Linked DNA regions of Homo sapiens: region 2 is linked to region 1. Evidence: chromatin contacts called from ENCODE Hi-C data. All regions are on one chromosome and are shown on one strand. The core of a region is the stretch at or near the end of the contact, and the rest is flanking DNA. Distances in the headings are between cores, read along the strand shown.

Evidence for each region. A loop is a pair of places that touch in the nucleus more often than their neighbours do. Pooled maps may share reads with other maps.
Region 2: a loop to region 1 is called in a map of CD8-positive, alpha-beta T cell, with 13 times the contacts of the local background. The contact joins the promoter of MCTS1 here to the promoter of PGRMC1 in region 1. A Hi-C loop is called at or near these places in 2 of 168 maps with a recorded cell type or tissue (CD4-positive, alpha-beta memory T cell and CD8-positive, alpha-beta T cell) and 4 of 50 pooled maps.

What each region holds. Positions count from the first base shown.
Region 1 is chrX:119,234,959-119,237,672 of GRCh38, reverse strand. PGRMC1 (progesterone receptor membrane component 1) reads right to left here and starts at 1,388. Exons shown (of 3, transcript NM_006667.5): 1 at 982-1,388. The coding sequence starts at 1,309. It also overlaps the pseudogene NUDT19P6. RefSeq lists silencers at 776-925, 1,326-1,585, 1,616-1,665.
Region 2 is chrX:120,602,663-120,605,362 of GRCh38, reverse strand. MCTS1 (MCTS1 re-initiation and release factor) reads right to left here and starts at 1,262. Exons shown (of 6, transcript NM_014060.3): 1 at 1,116-1,262. The coding sequence starts at 1,126.

The DNA of each region.
Region 1 (2,714 bases), core at 139-2,638:
TTAGCTCTACTCCTTTTGTTTCTTGGTATCCTCCCACTTCTCCCTCCCTCCATTTTAATTTTTCTTGGCTTCTAATCCTTTCTCTCCTGCTATAGACTAAATACCATATTACCTTAAAAGCTTGCCACGTTACCATTGTCCACCATATTCAGCCTTTATTCCTCCCTCAAACAGCCCCCTTCCTCCTTGTTCACCTTCCAGCCTTTCCCCATCTGCCACACACAGCACAAGCGCACACAGACCAAACACATGCCACACACATACCTGACGCATGACCCATTTCAAGCGCGCATGCACACACCACACACACACACCCCTGATAAATCACATACACTAAACACGCACACACCGCGCATGCACACACCACGAGTGCACACACACATCACTATCCACCGGGCACAAAGCTTTTACCTGCTGCTAATCCCGTCTCGGCGTTTTCTCCCACACCCTCATATTTCAAACCTACTCCCGGTGTCATTGGCCTTCCCGTCTTCTCTAGGTCTGGACCTTTTCTCACTCTCGCCCTCCCCCATGCCTCCCTCGGAACACCCTCATTTCCTTCCTAGAACCCGACACTACCCCCTCCTCCTTCCAGGAATCCCCAAGCCCAGGACCTTCGAAAACTACCCCAACAGCCTGGGCTTTGATGTGTCCCCCCTCAACGCCTTCGAGCTTCGTGGTCCCACCCACCCCCGGCTTAAGCGCCTCAGCCTTCTTTCTCTAACCCCCTCCCAGCGCTGTCAGCGCGGGCCGGGGATCCGCGTCCCTGACTGGCCCGCAGCCCCTCTAGAGCGCCTCTTGTTCCCTGCCCGCCCCGGGAGCCTCCCGGCTCTCCGCCTGCCCGCCTACCCGCCTACCCTAGCTCGCCGCCATTCCTCCCTCCACTCAGGGGCGCCCCGCTCCCGCCTCGCCTCTCTCCCGCCCAGCCCCGTGCCGGGGCCCCCTTCTTTTGTCTCCAAGCCCCCCTCGCCGGCCGCGTACCGGGCCCGTAGAATTTGCGGCCTTTGGTCACATCGAACACCTTGCCGTTGATGGCCATGAGTATGCGCGGGTCCTGGACGCCGTCGAAGCGCCGCAGCTCGGCGGGGGTGAAGTCGCGCCGCTTGAGGCGGGGCAGAGGGGGCGGCTCGTCGTCGTCGCTGTCGCCGCTGGCCGCCGGCTGGTCCCCGCGCACGATCTTGTAGAGCAGGAAGATGCAGAGGCCAAGCAGCAGCAGGTTGAGCGGCGACGTGAAAATCTCATGCAGCAGCCCGCCGCTCTCCAGATCGCTTGGGTCGGCGCCAGTCGCCACCACATCCTCGGCAGCCATGATCTCTGGAGTAAAGGTTGGGCCGCGCTAGGCAGGGATCCGGAACTCGCCACTTTCTCCTCCCTCTGAGCGAGCGAGTGGCGCGCGGGGTTCGGCGGCGGCCAAAGACTAGCCGGGGAGGAGGCGGGGCCTGAGGGGCGGAGCCTCCAAGCCCCGCCTCCCCCGAGGCCACCTAAGCGCCCCGCCCTGCTCGGTCCCGCCCCGCAGCCCTCAGGCCCCCTCCAAAGCCTCTAGAGTCCGGCGCCGCTCCCCCGCGGCCGCGCGGTGCCCCCCTCAGTTCTACCTGGGAGGCCCCAGCCCAGCCTCACGCCATCCTCGCGCCATCCTATAGCTGAGCGCGACGCACGCGCTGCCCTCCTCTGAACCCCTTTTTTGCTCCTCGCAGACCGACCCGTTGGGAGGGCCTCGGCATTGCCGGGCTCTGTGCGAGCGCCCCTCCGCCACCTGATGCGCGCCAGACACCGACTCCCTTTCTGTTGCTGCAGGCTTTTCCCTGCCTCCCATTCTGAAGCCCCTCATCTTCCCCCTGCCGTTCCCGGGCCCTCCAAGCTGTCTTAGGAGACAGGAAACTCATTCTTCGAACTCCATTTTCTATGTTAGAGCCCTACACGACTCATTTTCACCTTGGGAACCCCCATTCGCTCTCCTTGATGGCCCTTCCCCAATTCTCCCCCAGATGCTGTGGGACCGACACCCCCGGGATTGCTAAAGTCAGTGCACAACTCTCCCTATTATCTGGGGAAACGAATCTGATCGCCCAGTTAACTTTGGGTTTGTTCTCCGAAAAACCCTTTTGCAATTACTGATTTGCTCAGTCACCAGGCATTAACAAGCAACGTTCTCTTGTTGCTCTTTTTTCCCCCCTCAGAATAATGTGAAAGTTTCTTTGTTTGGCAGCGTTCTTCTATTTGGAGTCTGTCAGGCTACCCTTGGCAGTCACAATAACCCTGAGCTGGAGCCCAGACAAAGGCGGGAGTTTGGAAGGATCCTAGGCCTGGTCCCTTCCTTTCCTAGGTATTTCATCCGGCCTTTGATGTGCTAACAGGCTGCACAGAAGCAGACCTCCACGGAGGAAGGGGTTGCCTCGTCCTAATCTGGCCCTTTTTCTGGTGGCGGGGGGAGGGGAGGAGAAGAAAGGATAGAGAGGGAAACAAATAATTAAAACCAAGCCGTGCACACATCTGCAGCCCAGAGCAGTACTTTTCCACCAAGTGTTCTGTTGGCTTGCACATAACTTACTCCTCCTCCCAACACGCAAGAGACTTGAGTAAAGATTGGCTTCCTACCTCAGAATTCTAAAAATTTCTGGCAAAAACTGCTTCCATCCCTGCCCCCCACATCTTCTTAAATCATTATAAAGTGCAATGAGCCAAACAATCTTTGTATCGGGCCCAGGCATTTTTCT
Region 2 (2,700 bases), core at 13-2,512, 1.4 Mb before region 1:
GAGGTATCAGAATACCTAAAGGTACTGTTCTAATTAGTCATTTATTCCCAACCAAGTATTTAGATACTTAATTATGAAATAAATTGTTCTTTTAAAAAAAAATACCATCTCCCTTTTACTCTGTCCAGCACAAAACCAATGTCTTAATACAATATTGAAATAAACTGTCAAGTATACAGCAATTAGCTGGGGTTAGGGGGAGGAATATGAGACATACTTTGCACCATAATCTGTAATTAGCTACACAAATGCCTTTCCTGGAAAATCTTATTCAATTCTACCCAGGAAGAAACACAGGCTCCCACCAATAATAAAACCTGAGATCAGAAAACAAAACCCTCAATTCTTGAGATACAAAAGACCAACCCAAGCATAACATAGAAAATCGGCCCCTGCTAGGCTATGTAATCTGCTGAGATTTTTTTTAAGTGATGATAATAATGATTTCTAAGATCCCTATTCGTTTTTGCTCAAAATTTCATGCACAAAACCCACCTTCCTTTGCCCATGTTCCCCCTTTGCTTTTTGCGTCTACCAAATCTGGAAGGCAAACCCACTAGTAGGTTCCCAAGGAATTTTTGTCTTCCTTACACTGAATAGCCTATGGGGCAATCGTTATTTTCAAGGCAAGGTTAATCTGGCAGCTAGGCAATAGGCATGACAGGCCGCTTGCTTCCTGTCACCCAGACTCCTTCACTCCCATGACCCAGGAAGTCAAGCCTTCCTTTATTCAGTTCATAACTAATAAACATATGGCAGTGAGCGCAGGGCTCCCCTCTCAGCTACAGAGAATATGCCTCTAAATCACAGTGCACGGATGTGATTGGTAGAACCCTAGGAATGGAGACAGAATTGGGGGAGGGGGCAAAAGAGAAAGAGGGGTAAGGAGAAAAAACAATGGGAGTGGAGGGACTGAAACCCAATTAAGGACTACGGATGGAAAGCTTAAAGAAGTGTTCAAGTTGGGAGTGAGAGCATAGTACTATAGAAAACCTTAGGGAGTCAGGATGGCAGGGGCGGGGGAGAGAGAAAGAGGATCTTAGCTCTCGCCCTCTTCCCCACCCCCACCCCACCGCCTTTGTGAGCAGCCGATGGAGGCCACAGCATGTCCTTACTTCTTGAACATGATCCAAGGTGAAGGGGGCGACGATAGGGAAGGGCCCGGAATGGGAAAGAAATTGAATTTGCAGGGGTCCGGCAGATCCCCTCACACGAGGAAGGCCGGCACTGACAGTCGGAGCTGTAGTCGTTATCCGGAAAACGAGAGCCAGCCGCGCTTTACGGCTCTCAGTCAAATCTGACTACTTCCGCTCCTCTGGACTCCACGTAGGCGCTTTTGCCGGCTCCTTTTAGGCAACCGGTTCCTCAGCAGTTGGAGGTAGCTGAAAGGGCGGGACTTGAGAGGGAAGAAGTGATAGAGCAATTGCAGGAAGAGAAGAATGGAGGGGGCGGAGAATCAATCAAAGTAGCATTTATGGCACTTGCGTCAGTTACGGGTTCCTCAAAGGGTCAAGATTCTTCCGTGCTTCGTTGCTACCTATCGTCAAAGTAAACGATTTTTTTAGAGGGAATGGTTTCTGTCCTGTCTGAGGCAACCGAATGGATTGGTGCTTACCTACCAGCATGAATCCAGGCAACCCTCATGGCTTCATGTTAAAGTGCTGGTAGGATTGCCAGGTTTAGCAAATGAAAATACAGGATGCCTATTTAAATTTGCATTTCAGGTAAACAATGAATATTTGTTTTAGTGTAAGTATACCTCATTAATATTTTGGATATACTTACACTAAAAATATACAGCGCTTGTTTAGCTGAATTTAATTGAGCATCCTGTTTTTTATCTTATAACCTTATTCACTGGCAACCGTACGATGCTCCCAAAGTTTTTTGCGGGTTTTTATTGAGACAGGGCCTCACTCTTGCCCAGGCTTGAATGCGGTGGTGCTATCATGGCTCACTTGCAGCCTCTACCTCCTTGGCTCAAGGGATCTTCCCACTTCAGCCTCCCAAGTAGCATGGACTACAGGCACACACCATCATGCCCGGTTAATTTTTTTATTTTTATTATTATTATTATTATTGTAGAGACGGGGTCTATGTTGCTCAGGCTGGTTGCAAAGTCCTGGGCTCAAGCAGTCCTCCCACCTTGGCATCCCAAAGTGCTGGGGTTACAAGCGTGAATGACTGTGCTCCCGTAGAATAATTCCCATAGAATTATTACAGAAGGTAATCTGATTTAAGAGATAATAGCTAAAGAGACATGTTTTACTTATGTAATTTTTTTAAAAATAAAGCTGATAGAGAAACAAAATTATGCCAATCAAGAGTTTCACTTTGTTTTTTGTTTTAGAGACAGCATCTCACTCTGTCACCTAGGCTGGAGTGCAGTGGCATGATCACGGTTCATTGGAGTTGCAACTTCCCAGGCTCAAGTGACCCTCCCGCCTCAGCCTCCGGAGTAGTTGGTACTACAGGCATGCACTACCACACCTGGCGAATTTTAATTTTTTGTAGAGACAGGCAGGGTCTCACTAAGTTGCCCAGACTGATCTTGAACTCCTGGCCTCGAGCAATTCCCCGAACTCAGCCTCCCGAAGTGTTGGGATTACAGCCATGAGCTACTGTGCCTGGCCTAATCAAGGGTTTTGATCAGCCAAGAAATCATGGAAAAATTTAAAAACCTGAAAAGGCCCTACGCAG